2 separate regions of the Homo sapiens genome follow, and region 1 is linked to region 2. Evidence: read pairs that join two places in POLR2A ChIA-PET (ENCODE). Cell type or tissue: Caco-2. All regions are shown on one strand. Links, peaks and the distances in the headings refer to the core of each region. The heading gives the core; the rest is flanking DNA. Region 1 overlaps SLC2A3 (solute carrier family 2 member 3). Region 2 holds the start of ZNF705A (zinc finger protein 705A).

Region 1 (8,813 bases), core at 586-8,585, 230 kb before region 2:
GAAGAAGAGGAGGGACTGCTGTATTTTTTTATTTATTTAGGGATGGAGTCTTGCTTCCATCGAGCAGGCTAGAGTGCAGTAACGCGATCTCAGCTCGCTGCAACCTCCACCTCCCAGGTTTAAGCGATTCTCCTTCCTCGATCTCCCAAGTAGCTGGAATTACAGGCATGCACCACCATGCCCAGCTAATTTTTGAATTTCACCATGTTGGCCAGGCTGGTCTTGAACTCCTGACCTCAGGTGATCCACCCGCCTCAGCCTCCCACAGTGCTAGGATTACAGGCATGAGCCACCATGCCAGGCCCAGACTACTGTATTATTAAGGAGTATCTTCATGTCAGCTTACATAGGCTGGTTTTAAGATAAGGTGAGTTTACTTACAGCAGCGGAGGGGAAGAGCAATCCGACTAGGAAGTTGGAGGTCCAGTTGGAGCAGCCGGCCACTGCCATCGCAGCTGGGCGGGGGCCCTGGCTGAAGAGTTCGGCCACAATAAACCAGGGAATGGGGCCTGGTCCAATTTCAAAGAAGGCTACAAAGACCAAGATAGCCCCAATACAGACAAAGCTCATCCCATTATAGTTATCCTGTAAGAGCAAGGAACAGAGAAAATTAAATTTAAAGACAGTGTAACCTAGTATCTAGGTTCCCAGAAGCAATTAACGGCAAGCTCCTCCTGTCCCTGACGTACAATACAAAGAGTGGCTGTGGAGTCAAAAGGCTTGGATTTATTTTTATTTTTATTTTTTGAGACAGGGTCTTACTCTGTTGCCCATGCTGGAGGGCAGTGGCACTACAATAGCTCACTGCATCATCGATCTCCTGGGCATAAGCAATCCTCCCACCTCAGCCTCTCAAATCGCTTGGACTTGAAGCATGTGCCACCACACCTGCCTAATTAAAAAAAAATTTTTTTTTTGGCCAGGAGCTGTGGCTCACGCCAAGGCAGGTGGATTATCTGAGGTCAAGAGTTGGAGACCAGCCTGGCTAACATGGTGAAACACAGTCTCTACTAAGAAGTACAAAAATTAGCTGAGCGTGGTGGCACGTGCCTATAATCCCAGCTACCTGGGAGGCTGAGGCAGCAGAAACACTTAAGCCCAGGAGGCAGAGGTTGCAGTGAGCTGAGATCCTGCCACTGCTCTCCAGCCTGGTGACAGAGTGAAACCCTGTCTCAAAAAAAAAATTTTTTTTTGTTTTTTTGTAGAGAAAGTTTCTTGCCATGTTGCGTAGGCTGGTCTTGAACTTCTGGGCTCAAGCAATCCTCTAACCTTGGCCTTCCAAAGTGTTGTGATGACAGGCATGAACCACTGCGCCCAGCCAGGATTGGATTTTTTTTTTTTTTTTTGAGAGAGAGTTTCGCTCTTGTCGCTCAGGCTGGAGTGCAATGGCACCATCTCAACTTACCACAACCTCTGCCTCCTGGGTTCAAGCAATTCTCCTGCCTCAGCCTCCCAAGTAGCTGACATTAGAGGCATGCACCACCACTCCTGGCTAATTTTCTATTTTTAATAGAGACGGGGTTTCTCCATGTTGGTCAGGCTGGTCTTGAACTCTCGACATCAGGTGATCCGCCTGCCTCACCCTCCCAGTGTGCTGGGATTACAGGCGTGAGCCACCGCGCCCAGCTGAGGATTGAATTTTTCAATCCCATCTATATGATCTCATATATGTCACTTTGTACTGAGACCATGTCATCATCTATTAAGTGTGATTACCTTGATATTATTCTAAGAATTAAATTAGATAATTTATTTTATAAGCTATAATAATGTTCTATAAATGTAAGGATTCTAACAGTTTACCTCCAGTTCTCTGACGACCCATGTTTCTTAAACTCTGGGCATCCTGCTTCTCTCCTCTGACTTTATTGACAAACTGCAACCTTAACAACCCACCCCTTGTGTCACAGAAGTCAACTGTAACCTCTCTTCTTTCCCCCTCCCTTTTTTTTCACCCAAAGAGCACCTACCTTTAATAACAAAGAAACAGTCATGAGCGTGGAACAAAAAGCCATCCCTCCAAGGCCTATCATATGCAGAGTCCTTCTTCCTGCCCTTTCCACCAGAAATAGCTGGAAGAAGAATATGACATGAAACTTCAGTTTTCCTTTCCATGAAAACAGCATCTGAGCTACTTGAAATCTGCCTTACCAACAGCAGGACACTTGTTATGGATACCCCTCCTGTGATTTATGATTTTATATACATACATATTGTGTGCCATTCACAGGTCCTGGCTCAAAATCCCCATAGCCCTTGGTAGAGTCTTTTGTCATAATGTTGGGATGCTTCAGGCCTCAGGAGCAGGCCTCAGATAACAGAATTCTTCTCTGACTTTCTCCTGCCCTCCCACTTGGCAGGACGCTAATCTGACTGTGGGTCATAAAACCCTCATTTCAGAGAGGGTCCTGCCCCACACCCTAGAGGAAGAAACGCTACAGAGAGGCCAACAAATCATCTAAGCAGACAGGCCCAGCTGGGTTCAGATCATTCCCTTTTTGTCCAATCACAGGTCAGAACAGTTGTCCATGCTTCAATCATGGAGAACCAATTAAGTCTGCATAAAAGGCCCAAAAGGCAGGGTATGGGGAGCTTCCAGATATCTGAACCCGTGGAAGCTGACAGGAAGGTCAGCAACAACTCATCTATGTGCTAGGAGTGCACCCCAACCCCACAGAGACAGAAGCTCCCATGCTCAGGATCCCTCCAGACCTCGCCCCGTGAATCTCTTCATCTGGTTGTGTATTTCTGTGCTTTAAAATATCCTTTAAATCAAACTAGGAAACAATTTTCCTGAGTTTTGTGAGCCACTGTAGCAAATTAATCAAACCCAAAGAGGATGTCGTGGGAATCCTGATCTACAGCTGGTGAGTCAGAAGCACAGGTAAAACAACCTGGAGCTTGTGACTGGCATCAGGAGTGGGGGGCAGTCTTGGGAACTGGGCCACCAACCTGTGAGATCTGATGCTATCTCCAGGTAGACAGTGTCATAATTAAAAAATCGCAGGACACCTAGATGGTGTCCACTACGGAACTGATTGCACACCTCACGGGGAAAAATTCTCACATATTCTGGGGATCACAGATAACTTCTGTTGATTATTGTTGTTTTAGTGTAAAAACAGTGGAGTAACAGAGCTTGAGAGTTTTTCCAAGCACCTTTCCTCCAATTCCAAGTTCAAAGCATACTATATAGTCCCTTCTATACTCCCTCCTTTCCCATCCATCCCATATTTGCTTGAAGAGTGAAGACTACATCCAACATTAAATTTATCTCTTTTTCCCAAAGGAAAATTAAGCAACAAAAAGGTAACTAAATGATGGTAGGGTCATGCAATCCATCTTTGAACATCTGTAGCAAGGATTCTTTTCTCCCCTCAAAATTACCAAACCATCCAACTTACAGAAACTACAGTGAAGATAGTATTAACCACACCCGCGCCGATGGTGGCATAGATGGGCTCTTGAACACCTGCATCCTTGAAGATTCCTGTTGAGTAATAGAACACCTAGGAGAAAAGAAAACATGCAGCTTTGATGCAATTCTGCACACCAGTTACACAGAACCCTCAAAAATAAACTTAAAAGTCCCAGTGGGTAAGAAGTCCTTTTTCTAGGTTTTCGTTCAATACTAATATCCCTTCTGCAAATGAATTATCTTCTGTATCTTATCTCCTAGTCTGGATCTGTCACCCAGGCAGGAGTGCAGTGGCACAATCTCAGCTCACTGCTACCTCCACCTCCCAGATTCAAGCGATTCTCCTGCCTCAGCCTCCTGAGTAGCTGGACTACAGGTGCCTGCAACCACACGCAGCTAATTTTTGTAGTTTAAGTAGAGATGGGTTTTCACCTTGTTGGCCAGGCTGGTCTCGTACTCCTGACCTCAAGTGACCTGCTCGCCTTGGCCTCCCAAAGTGCTAGGATTACAGGCATGAGCCACCGCACCTGGCCCTCCTTTCTCTCTCTAAATGTTCTTAATTCTAGCTACTCATTTACATTGTTTCTTCTAAAAATGCTTATTCCCACTGTTCCATTTCCTCTTGCTTATGTCCACTTCACTAACTTACATAAAGGTGTAATTCCTACTAACTGGTTTCTTTTTTATAAGTTGAGACAGCAACTCACTGTTGCCCAGGCTGGTCCTAAACTCTTGGTCTCAAGTGATCCTCCTGCCTCTCAGCCTCCCAAGTTGCTGGGATTATAGGCATGTGCCATCAGGCCCAGCTAAATGCTTTTTTAATTGGCTCTTCCCCAAACTCTCAAAACATTGATAGGGACATCGATGTCTCAATTTGATAGTGAACTAATTGAATAACCTTATCCTGCTCATTGAATAAGCAGAGGTTGGGCTGTATTTCCTAGGCCTAGGCCCTTTTGAAGTGTTTTATGAAATAATACCAGCTACTAATGCAATTTAATATATATTAAATAAATTATTATGTTGTTTGCTAGGCACTGTGCTAAAATCTAAAGTTGCTATAACTACCATAGTTAAGAGATATTAAAATACTGGACTCAGACCTCAAGTTAACAAGGGAACATTATCTAGGTTACCGAGGTTCACTTCAGTTTATTTCACCCAGAGTATTTGCCTCCATAGCAATATTTATTAGTCTTTTTTATGAATATGGACCTCTACATTGGGATTTACCTTCTCACGAAACAACTCTTTAAATCCCTAGTACGTAAGATGTAAACTATGTATATTCATATTTTCTAAAATAAGATAATTGTGTTTTGAAACTGAGATTTGTAGAGTCATTATTGAAAAACCTGCTGCTCTAGGGCTAATTAACACTGTTAAGAAATCTCAACATATTATATGATGGCGTCAAGCTTGTGGGGAAATATATTAGGCTAGTGCAAAAGTAATTACTTGAGCAGTTTAAACAAGCAATAAATAGGTATGCCAATTCTTTTCCTTAACATAATGTCTACACGTCAAAAACCTAATGTACATGTACTCATCTCAATAAAATTTCTCATAGTAAAATGACTTTGCTATCTAGTGTCACCAAGCAAGGTAACCCCTACATCATCTCACCTAAATAGTTTACTCTGCTAGGTAAACATGATACAATGCAACCTCTTACCCATCTGCCCATAAGGGAAATTAGAAATCATCATTTGTGCAAAGTAGGTTGGAAAAGTGATTTCCAAGCCTGCTGTGCATCAGATTTATTTTTTTACAGACAACTTTCAGGTCTCTTACACAGAGATTCTCAAATTCAGCTGACTCAGGAATCCCAACCCCCATAATTCTGATGCAGCCAGCTTTGGGTGAGATTATACCTAGCGCAAAATCTACTCATTGACTAAATTGGGAGCCAGCTTAGTCCAACAATAATTAATGTACATGCCGGGCGAGGTGGGTCACACCTGTAAGGCCGGCACTTTAGGAGAGAGAGCTGAGGTGGGTGGATCACCTGAGGTCAGGAGTTTGAGACCAGCCTGGCCAACATGGTGATATCCCTCTATTCTCTACTAAAAATACGAAAAAATAAGCAAGGTATGGTGGTGGGCACCTGTAATCTGGGCTGTAATCCCACCTGTAATCTCGGGAGTCTGAGGCAGGAGAATCATTTGAACCCAGGAGATGGAGGTTGTGGTGAGCTGAGATTGCGCCACAGCACTCCAGCCTGGGTGACAGAACAAGACTTCACCTCAAAAAAAGGATGGGCCAGGCGCAGTGGCTCACGCCTATAATCCCAGCATTTAGGAAGGCCGTGGCAGGCGGATCATGAGGTCAAGAGATCGAGACCATCCTGGCCAACATGGTGAAACCTGTTCTCTACTAAAAATACAAAAATTAGCCAGGCATGGTGGCACACGCCTGTAGTCCCAGCTACTCGGGAGGCTGAGGCAGGAGAATCGCTTGAACCCAGGAGGTGGAGGTTGCAGTGAGCCGAGATCGTGCCACTGTACTCCAGCCTGGGCGATCGAGTGAGACTCTGTTTCAAAAAAAAAAAGAATGTACACACCATACTCTGAAATGGCAGGAGTCTGTCCCTCAGACTGCTCACGGATCACTTGTCATTTCTCACAGGTGATCTTTTACTGATCCTGTTTTGCAGGGCCTGGACTGTGGTGAGGCAGCTAGGGAGTTGCCTCAGGTGCATTCTTTCATTCTTTCTTTTTTCTTTTTTTAAACAGGCACAGAACTAACGCAAGGTACATTCTTTAAAGAGGTGCTCATTCTCAGGGCTACACTTGCACGTAGCTGCCTCACCTGCCTAGTCCCAGCTCTGCTGCTCTGGAAAGTCTCGGGAGCACATTTTTCTCCAGTAATACGTGTGGCCTACATTATCATTTCCAAATGAAGAAATTTGAGACTGGGATTCATCAAAATCACCTAGGAGGCTTTTTCTAACTACTGTGTATTTCCTCCCAAGTTTTTTTTTTAAAGACAGGGTCATACTATATTTCCCAGGCTTGACTCCTGGGCCTAAGTGATATTCCCACCTCAGCCTCCCGAGTAGTAGCTGGGACTACAGGCATGAGCAGCCACCACACTTGGCTCCTCATAGATTCTGACATAACAGCCTCTAACCCCTCATAAGAAGCACTGCCACTTCAAATACAAATATCCTGGTGTGCTAGGTAGGAGAAAAGTTCCAAGAACCAACTTACTATTTTGAGCATCAAAATGCTCAAAATAGTAAGTTTTGCAAAATGCTTTGTTACAAAATAATTTAATCCCATTGATCAAAGACTATCTGAAAACCCTTAGGGGATGAATCAGTATTTAAAAAGGTGGGACAAGGGTGCTCTTAATATCCATATTGACTAGAAGGCACAGGAATACTCTCTTCCTACAATCCACAGTCAAATGCAGGAAGCTGATATTTGCATGGAATACAAGGGCTACCTGCCAAATGCTAGCTTCCGTTGTGCCGCCCTCTTTAAACTATCATCTATCATGCCCTCTTTAAACTACCATGCTCGCTATACTAGTTGTAAAAACAGACTGGTAAAGTCAGTTCACTCTGAAGTTGCCAGTGTCCTTCCAGGGTCTTTTTTTTTTTTCCTTTTTTTAAATTTCAGAGACACAGTCTCACTCTGTCTCCCAGGCTGGAATGCAGTGGCATAATTATAGCTCACTGCAACCTGAAACTCCTGAGCTCAAGTGATCCTCTTACCTCAGCCTCCTGAGTAGCTGGGACTACAGAGGCACACCGCCACCATGCCCGGCATTTTAAGTGAAATACTTTAAGACACGTTTGACCCTAAAGTATCACACTCACAGCATTGATCCCAGAGAGCTGCTGAGAGAGCTGGAGCACAATGGAAATGATGATGGGCTGTCGGTAGCTGGACACTCTAAAGAGCTCTAGCACGGTGACTTGCTTTTCTTGTGACATCCTTGCACTCTCATCTTTCATCTCCTGGATGTCTTGGGATACATCCTGGGTGCCCCACAACCGCTGGAGGACTGGTGAAAAGAAGAAAGAGGAAAGGATAAAAGAGAATGTGCTGCCCCAAATTCATTCTTCCTGTAAGGCAGCCAGGAAAGGGCCGCACGAGGTGAGGTGATGGGTAGCATCCATTCCTTTTTTTTTTTTTGAGACAGAGTTTCACTTTTGTTGCCCAGGCTGGAGTGCAATGGCATGATCTCAGCTCCCTGCAACCTCCACTTCCCGGGTTCACACGATTCTCCTGCCTCAGCCTCCCAAGTAGCTGGGATTACAGGCATGCGCCCCCATGCCCGGCTAATTTTGTATTTTTAGTAGAGACAGGGTTTCTCCATGTTGTTTCAGGCAGGTCTTGAACTCCTGACCTCAGGTGACCCGCCTCGGCCTCTTATAATGCTGGATTACAGGCATGAGCCATCACACCCTGCCTGATAGCATCCATTCCTAAACCCGCCTTTTCACCTCATTCTTTAGGGGCTGAAAATTTTACTCAGGAGTAATCAGAACCCTCCTCACTTGGATTCTGAGAGGCAGGGAAAGAGTGTAACAGAAAGTAGGTCCAGTACAATCATCCCTAAAACAAACCACAACCATATAATTCATGTAGTAAGGTGTGAAGGATACTCACTCTGCTTAGCATTCTCCTCTTCTTTTCTGTTAATGAGCAAAAATCTGGGACTTTCAGGGCAAAATGGAAGGGCTGCACTTTGTAGGATAGCAGGAAGGATGGTAAAACCCAGTAGCAGCGGCCATAGCTCTTCAGACCCAAGGATGAATTCCAGACCAAAGATCTAGAAACCACACAAAGATAATGCTATAAACCCCATACTTCACAGGCCACAAGTTCATTAAAACACAAAAAGTTCAGAAAATCATACATTCTTTTACCATGTGAAAAAATAAACAAATTGTGTTTCTTTTCCTTTCTCTACTCAGCATGGTTTTTTTTTTTTTTTTTTTTTTGAGACGGAGTCTTGCTCTGTCACCCAGGCTGGAGATCAGTGGCACAATCTCGGCTCACTGCAAACTCTGCCTACCGGGTTCACGCCATTCTCCCGCCTCAGCCTCCGGAGTAGCTGGGACTACAGGTGCCCGCTACCACGCCCGACCAATTTTTTGTGTTTTTAGTAGAGATGGGGTTTCACCATGTTAGCCAGGCTGGTCTTCATCTGCTGACCTCGTGATCTGCCCACCTCGGCCTCCCAAAGTGCTGGGATTACAGGCGTGAGCCACAGCGCCCGGCCTCAGCCTGCTTCTTCAGCTACTATCTATTATCTAAAACTTCCATATGTAATTGAACATGTGCCAGATATTCTTCAGTGCTTTACCTATGTTAACTTTTTTAATGACCCATGAAACTAACACTCATTAAGTATGAGAAGTTCTAGAGTACCTGGGCCA
Region 2 (8,813 bases), core at 488-8,487:
TTTATTGGGTAATTAGTATTTTCCTGGTATTAGGGGAACAATGAGGCATGTAACAGAGTTCCTGCTCTGAACTGTAGCTTTTCCATTTTAATATGATGGACATTGAAAAGATATGTAAATCTATAAACAGATAAAATAAATATAAGCAAGCTCTGAGATAGGAAAGTTTTCTTTCTTGGATTGGATATGTAGAAGAGTGAGTATATTCAGGAGGATTGGAGAGAATTGACATTGAGTCAGAATCATGATGCCAGTTTTAATCTTAAAACACATGAGAGAGAATAAGGGTGACATTACGGTTAAGCTGCTCTGTGAGAGGGTTGTGTTCTGAAGGATTTTAAGAACATGAAACTCTTTAGCTTGACAGACATAATGAAGTCTAAGGGAACTAATCCACCTTCCTCTTTTCCAGTGACTCGTCAAAAATCTGCATAATGGAAAATTGCAAGGGGTTTTTCCTGATCTACTTTGAAATGCAATTCCGCTTAAAGGTATAACTTTGCCATGAGTAATCAGACTTCCTGTTCTAATGTCCACATTCCTATTCAGCTTGTTCTCTGTTATGAATTCCATGTAAGTCCTGCTGCTTCAACTGGAGACCCTAAATAAGCATTTCAAACTTAATAGGCTGAAATGACACTGTAGTCTGAATTCTAAGTAAATTATGAAATAGGCAAAAGAATCAGGAAGCAATCTAAACACTCACTTTATTACTGGTAAAGCTGTACTGAAACATGTGAATTGGATTTAAAGCCAAAAAGCATTTCCTACTATGCCCAAACCCAAGTCTAAAATAGAAACCCTTTTTGGGAGAATTGTATAGGCTGCCTGAGGGGGAAAAAAGAAGTCCTTCCTCTCACTTCCTTGAGAAAAGCAACACTTGAATACTGGCCTTTGATTAATTAATTCTCTCCAGTGGAAATAATGAGAACATTTGACCCTATATAAAGTGTTTTGGATATTGTGAGAAATGAAGAAATAGGAAACATGTTGGACTTGTTAATGGAAATTCCTTCTGGGTGAATTGAAGGAGTATAGGGAGAAGAGAAAATGGTTTCTATCATGCTCATTGCCTTCTTTTTGAATCAGTTGAAGTAAAATTTGTATACCACAAAATATATCCATTTAAGTAAACATTTCAATGAGTTTGACAAGTTTTTATACTTGTAAACTGTGAAATGTTGACCTAAAAGGAAGGGGCTGAGACACAAATTATAATTAGAGTTTTCTTGAGCCAAAGTGAGGGCAGAAGCCAGGAAGAACAGACCCAAATACTCTTGGCTGTTAGCTTCCTCTGGCCTTTGTTACAGGCAGGTTTTTAAAGGAAAAAGAGGCAGACAGTGAGTGGGTTGGTACACAATTGTTTGTCAGGAATTCTCATTGGTTCACAGAAATAACACTGATTAGTGATTGGCTATAAATAATTAACTATAGATCATGGATTATAGTGTCCAGTGTGACATCATTAAGTTAATTTGTAATCACTCCTGGCAATAGCAAGCAGTTTTAAGACATGAATACATAGCTCAAAGAAAGGGAGTAGGATGTGTTTGCTCTCATTTTAATGTTTCTCTAGGCCTGATAATTTAAAAGGACCCTCAATTCTCAGATAATTTTTCTTTCTTCTTTAAAATGCAATCAAATTGAACATTTTTATTACCCGCAAAGTTCTCTAAACCCCTTCTTAGTCAATCCTGCTTCCACCCAACCCCAAACAACCATTGAGCTGTTCTAAATGTGGATTATATTTTTCTTTTCTAGAGTTTCATCCAAACAAAACTATACAGTATGTTCTCCTTTGTGTCTGGCTTCTTTTGTTTAGCATACTGTTTTTGAGATTTATCTATGTTATTTTTGCTGCCAGTAGTTAATTTCCTTCTACTAGTGAGTAGTATTTCATTGTATAAATGCAACATACATATAAATATCTATACATTTTCCTATTGATGGAAATTTGTTTTTTTCCTGGATTTGGCCTTTAAGAAAATCTCTTATAAATATTTATGTGGAAGTATTTTTGTAAATATTTTTTCCCTTCTCTTGAATACGTTTCTAGAAATAAAATTGATGCGTCAAATGGCAATTGTAAGTGTATCTTTATAAATATGCCAAACATCTGATGAAATGTCTTGGGTTTTTCTTTACGTTTTTTTCTCTGGATATGATATATTTCCTTTCCCTGACTACTTTTAAGATTTTTCACTATTGATTTTTATTTTTTAAAATTTTCCATAGGTTACTGGGGTACAGGGAGTATTTGGGTACATAAGTAAGTTCTTTTGTGGTGATTTGTGAGATTTTGGTGCACCCATCTCCCGAGCAGTGTACACTGCAACCTATTTGTAGCCTTTTATCCTTTGTCCCCCCACCCTTTCCTCCAAGTCCCCAAAGTCCATTGTATCATTCTTATGCCTTGTGTCCTCCTGGCTTAGCTCCCACATATCAATGAGCACATATGATGTTTAGTTTTCCATTCCTGAGTTGCTTCACTTAGAATAATAGTCTCCAGTCTCATCCACGTCCCTGCAAATGCCATTACTTCATTCATTTTTATGGCTGAGTAGTATTCCATGGTATAAATATATACACCACATTTTCTTTATCCACTTGTTGATTGACAGGCATTTGGGCTGGTTCCATGACTTTGCAATTATGAATTGTGCTGCTATTAACATGCATGTGCAAGTATCTTTTTTGTATAATGACTTCTTTTTCTCTGGGTGGATACCCAGTAGTGAGATTGCTGGATCAAATTATAGTTCTACTTTTAGTTCTTTAAGGAATCTTCACACTTTTCTACATAGTGACTGTACATTCCCACCAGCAGTGTAGAAGTGTTCCCTGATTACCGCATCCATGTCAACATCTATTGTTTTTTGACTTTTTCTTTATGGCCATTCTTTCAGGAGTAAGGTCGTATCACACTGTGGTTTTGATTTGCATTTCCCTGATCATTAGTGATGCTGAGGATTTTTTTTGATATGTTTGTTGGCCATTTGTATATCTTCTTTTGAGAATTGTCTATTCATGTCTTTAGCCCACTTTTTGATGGGATTGTTTGTTTTCTTTTTTGTTTGTTCTTTTCTTACTGATTTGTTTGAGTTCGTTGTAGATTCTGGATATTAGTCCTTTGTTGGATGTATAGATTGTGAAGATTTTCTCCCAGTCTCCGGGCTGTTTACTCTACTGACTGTTCCTTTTGCCATGCAAAAGTTCTTTGGTTTAATTAAGTCCCAGCTCTTTATCTTTGTTTTTATTGCACTTGCTTTTGGGTTCTTGGTCATGAAATCCTTGCCTAAGCCAATGTCTAGAAGGGTTTTTTCAATGCTATTTTCTAGAATTTTTATGGTTTCAGGTCTTAGGTTTAAGTCTGTAATCCATCTTGAGTTGATTTTTGTATAAAGTGAAAGATGGGGATCTAGTTTCATTCTCCTACATGTGGCTAGCCAATTATCCCAGCACCATTTGTTGAAAAGGGTGTTCTTTCCCCACTTTATGTTTTTGTTTGCTTTGTTGAAGATCAGTTGACTGTAAGTATTTGGCTTTATTTCTGGGTTCTGTATTCTGTTCCATTGGTCTATGTGCCTGTTTTTACACCAGTACCCTGCTGTTTTGGTGACTATGACCTTATAATATATTTTGAAATTAGGTAGTGTGATGCCTCCAGATTTGTTCTTTTTGCTTAGTCTTGCTTTAACTATGCAGGCTCCTTTTTGGTTTCATATGAATTTTAGAATTGTTTTTCTAATTCTGTGGAGAATGATGATGGTATTTGATGGGTGTTGTGTTGAATTTGTAGATTGCTTTTGGCACTATGGTCATTTTGACAATATTGATTCTACCCATCCATGAGCATGGGATGTGTTTCCATTTGTTTGTATCATCTATAATTTCTTTCAGCAGTGTTTTATAGTTTTTCTTGCAGGGGCCTTTTGCCTCTTTGGTTAGGTATATTTCTAAGTATTTTTTTTTTTTTTTTTGCAGCTGTTGTAAAAGAGGTTAAGTTCTTGATTTGGTTCTCCACTTGGTTGCTGTTGGTGTATAGAAGAGCTACTGATTTTTGTACCTTAATCTTATATCTAGAAGCTTTGCCAAATTCTTCTATCAGTTCTAGGAGCTTTCTGGAGGAATCGTCAGGGTTTTCGAGATAAATGACCATATTATCAGCAAACGGTGACAGCTGACTTCCTCTTTACTGATTTGGATGCCCTTTATTTCTTTCTCTTTTCTGATTGCTCTGGCTAGGACTTCCAGTACCATGTTGAAGAGGAGTACTGAGAGTGTGCATCCTTGTCTTGTTCCAGTTCTCAGAGGGAATGCTTTCAAGTTTTCCTCATTCGGTATTTTGTTGGCTGTGGGTTTGTCATAGATGGCTTTTATTACATTGAGGTATGTCCCCTGTATGCGGATTTTGCTGAGAGTTTTAATCATAAATCGATGCTGGATTTTGTCAAATGCTTTTTCTGCATCTATTGAGATGATCATGTGATTTTTGTTTCTAATTCTGTTTATGTGGTGTATCACATTTATTGAATGGCATATGTTAAACCATCCCTGCATCTCTGGTATGAAACCCATTTGATCATGGTTGGATTCAGTTAGCTAGTATGTTGTTAAGGATTTTAGCATCTATGTTCTTCAGGGATACAGGTCTGTAGTTTTCTTTTTTGGTTAAGTTCTTTCTTGGTATTGGTATTAGGGTGGTGCTGGCTTCACAGAATAAACTAGGAAGGGTTCCCTCTTTCTTTATCCTGTGGAATAGTGTCAAAAGGATTGGTACCAGTTCTTTTTTGAATGTCTGGTAGAATTCTTCTGTGAATTCATCTGGACTTTTTTTTGTTGGTAATTTTTTAAATTACCATTTCAATCTTGCTGCTTGTTACTGGTCTTTCAGGGTATCTAATTCTTCCTGATTTAAGCTAGGAGGGTTGTATTTTTCTAGGAAGTTATCCATCTCTTCTAGGTTTTCTAGTTTATGTGCATAAAGGTGTTCATAGTAGCCTTGAATGATCAGTGGTGTCAGTTGTAATATCTCCTGTTCCAATTACCAGAAATGCAACAGGTGGAAAGGTTAAAACATCTATTAGTAACTGCCCCTGTCCTAGCTTTACCCTCCTTAGGCAGCCATTCCATCTTTTTGTCAAAGTAAACAAGGAAGTAGCCTTAGGAGTACTTACCCAAAAGCACGGAGGCCGCCGGCAACCCATAGCCTTCCTATAAAAAATCCTTGACCCAGTAACCTGTGGATGGCCCAAATGCATTCAATCTGTAGCGGCAACTGCTTTGCTTACAGAAGAAAGTAGAAAAATAACTTTTGGAGGAAACTCCATTGTGAGCACACCTCACCAGGTCGGAACTATCCTAAGTCAGAAGGCAGAAAGGTAGATTACTGAATCAAGAATTTTAAAATATGAGGCTATCTTGTTAGAAAAAGTTGATTTAGCCCTAACCACTGATGATTCACTTAACCCTGCTGCCTTCTTAACAGGAAATTCAAACCCAGAAAAGAACCTATGCCCCCAGACCAGAAGAACTTGGGCATAAATGTTTAGATAAACTCCCTTTCAAACCAGAAGACACCTTTTTGTAGATGGTTGTTCTCAAGTAATAAAAGAGAAAAGGCATAACAGGTACTCAGTAGTAGATGGAGACACCCTACCTAATGACTGGTCTGGGCAAACATGTGAGTTGTTTGCACTAAATCAAGTCTTAAAATTTCTGCAAAACCAGAAAGGGACTATTTATACTGACTCCAAGTATGCCTTTGGAGTAGTCCACACCTTTCAGAAAATTTGGGCAGAGCGAGGCCTCATTAACAGTAAAGGCCGAAACTTAGTCTATAGAGACTTGATAATCCAAGTACTAGAGAACTTACAGCTGCCAGAAGAGATAGCAGTTGTTCATGTTCCAGGTCACTAGAAGAATCTTTCCTTCAAGAGCTGAGGGAATAATCTAGCTGACCAAGTAGCCAAACAAGCTGCCTCTTCTCAAGCAGCATCCATTTCCCACCTAATCCTTTGTCTTCCCCCTCCAGCTGCAGTCCCTATCTTCTCCCACGGAGAGCAAGAAAAGTTAAAAGAAGTAGGAGTCAAAGAAAGCCACAAGGGAAAATGGGTGCTATCAGACAAGAGCGAAATGCTGTCTAAGCCCATCACGTGAGAGATACTGTCACAGTTGGTTTCATTAATGACCAGACATTTTGTTAGTGAACACTTCCCAGACTTTACTAGCACTGCTAAGAATTAATCACCCCACTTGCTCCTGGTCTGAAACTCCAAAGTGCTTTGTTTATGTTACAGTACTTACTGCCTTGTATGTTAGATTAGTGAATGTATATTTGCCTCATCCACTACTGTATGAACTTCTTGCTTGCTAGGACAAGGCTATATTCCTCAGAACTGAGGAGGGAGTTGAATCATGTGGCTATCTATTCTCAAATCCTCTTCACCAAGTGGAACAAAACAACAGCGAAAGACCACCGCACATGGAGGCAGGAGGTCTGGATTTGGATTCTAGATCTCTAGATCTATTACTAACTGGAGGTATGGATATAGTCAGGAAAATTGTCTTCCTTAGGTGCTTCCTTGATAGCACCTATAAAGATCGAGATCTGTTGGATCTAGATCAGGGGATTCTCAATCATTACTATGCAGAAAATCAACTGGGAGGGTTACTTTGCAATACAGACGCTTAGTTCCATCTCATGATATTTTTATTTTTTTTTAAATTGGTCAAGTATTTTTCATTAAATAATGTAAACTTTCTTAGTCTACATCTAATAAAACTCCCACCAGCATACAAATACATTGAATGATATTAGCAGCAGAATCTTTAAATAGAGTAACCATACACAACTATTAGGCCACCTTTTTTCATTGCTTATTATTTCATGCTATTTGTCACCATTGTCATCATAATCAGCCTCATCCTACATTGTTGAACACCCATCATGGACCATATGGCATAAACATTTTTCCTACTCATAAAGGAGCATATGTTCTCTATATGTATATAAAATTAATGTCTGAACAAAGTGGCTTAAACAAGGCAGAAGTTTGTTTCTCCCTCACTTAAATCTATAGTTCTACCTACCATGGCTAGTACAGATACCTGCCAAATTCATTAGGGACGCAGGCCCCTTCCAGCTCTCTGTTCTGCTATACTTTAGAAGAGGCTCTAGTTTGGCTGCTAAATCCCCACCTATCATTTTTGAATTCCAGGCAGCAGGAAGGAAAAAAGCCAAGAGAGAAAAACAAGGGAACATCTACCCCTCCTTTTAAGTTTTTTAACCAACCCCCTTCTTGTTTTTTTTAACCGACTTTGTTGAGCTATGATGACATTTAAAAAGCTGTAATATTTAAGGTGTGCATCTCAGTGAGCTTGGGGATAAGTACACACCATGAACACATCACTACCATCAAGATTATAAACATATCCTTCACCTCCCTGAGTCCCCCCCTTTATTATTATTTTTATTTTGGAAAGAAATATTGGTAAGAATACAAAATCTACCCTTTTAGCAAATTTTAAGTATGCAATACAGTATTCTTAGCTGTAAGCACTATGCTGTAAACGAGACCTCCAGAACTTACTTACGTGGTATATCTGAAACTTTGTGCTCTAACCACATCTACCCATTTCCCCAGCACCAGGGCCCCTGGCAACCACCATTCTACTCTCTGCTTTTGTGAGTTTGTCTATTTTAGATTTCAAATACAAGTGAAATCATATAGTAATTGTCATTCTGTGGTTGGCCTATTTCATATAACATAATGCCCTCCAAGTCCATCCATGTTGTCACAAATGACAGGGTTTCATTATTATGTAACACTGAATAATATTCCATTGCGTATATGTATTAGCCATTTATCCTGATACTCTCCCTCCACCTGCCTCCCAACAGGCCCCAGTGTGTGTTGTTCCCCTCCTAATATCCATGTGTTCTCACCGTTCTGCTCCCACTTGTAAGTTAGAATGTGCAGTGTTTGGTTTTCTGTTCGTGGGTTAGTTTGCTGAGGATAATGGCTTCCAGTTCCATTCATGTTCCTCCAAAGAACATGATCTCATTCCTTTTTATGGCTGCATAGTATTCCATGGTGTATATGTACCACATTTTCTTTATCCAGTCTGTCACTGATGGACATTTGGGTTGATTCCATGTCTTTGCTATTGTGAATAGTGCTGCAATGAACATATGTGTGCATGTATCTTTATAATAGAATGATTTATATTCCTTTGGGTATATACCTAGTAATGGGATTGCTGGGTCAAGTGGTATTTCTGGTTGTAGGTCTTTGAGGAATCACCATACTGTCTTCCACAATAGTTGAACTAATTTACATTCCCACCAACAGTGTAAAAGTGTTCTTATATCTCAACGGCCTCATCAGCAGGTAGTTTTATTTAAAAAAATTTTGAGAAACCTTCATACTATTATCTGAAATGGACATAGTAATTTGTATATCCACCACAAGTATACAAGGGTTTTCTCCACATCCTCACTAATACTTGTTATACATCTTTTTGATAATAGCTATTCTAAGAGTTATCAGGTGATATTTCATGGTGGTTTTTATTTGCATCACCCTGATGATTAGAGATGGTAAGAATTTTTTCATATAGTTGTTGGCCATTTGTATCCGTTCTTCTGGGAAATGTCTACTCAGATCTTTGCCCATTTTTTTTTTTTTTTTTTTTTTGAGATGGAGTCTCGCTCTGTCACCCAGGCTGGAGTGCAGTGGCGTGATCTCGGCTCACTGCAAGCTCCACCTCCCAGGTTCACACCATTCTCCTGCCTCAGCCTCCCAAGTAGC

The links. Peaks named below come from ENCODE experiments on the same cell type or tissue, not always from the same donor. Only the 100,000 strongest peaks of a DNase experiment are listed, where the experiment ranks them.
Region 1: POLR2A ChIA-PET joins it to region 2 with 6 read pairs; 3 of 35 experiments call an interaction of 5 or more read pairs at or near these places.

Annotation. Positions count from the first base shown.
Region 1 is chr12:7,922,440-7,931,252 of GRCh38, forward strand. It overlaps SLC2A3 (solute carrier family 2 member 3), which reads right to left. Exons shown (of 10, transcript NM_006931.3): 4 at 8,806-8,813; 5 at 8,041-8,203; 6 at 7,245-7,432; 7 at 3,405-3,509; 8 at 1,971-2,072; 9 at 382-585. Among named protein-coding and RNA genes, the nearest start is that of SLC2A3, 9.3 kb to the right of the region's middle. In Caco-2, for the core only: no CTCF peak of the experiment used is centred there; DNase peaks (open chromatin) are centred at 1,011, 3,816 and 6,022.
Region 2 is chr12:8,156,602-8,165,414 of GRCh38, forward strand. It overlaps ZNF705A (zinc finger protein 705A), which reads left to right and starts at 414. Exons shown (of 6, transcript NM_001004328.3): 1 at 414-491. In Caco-2, for the core only: no CTCF peak of the experiment used is centred there; no DNase peak of the experiment used is centred there.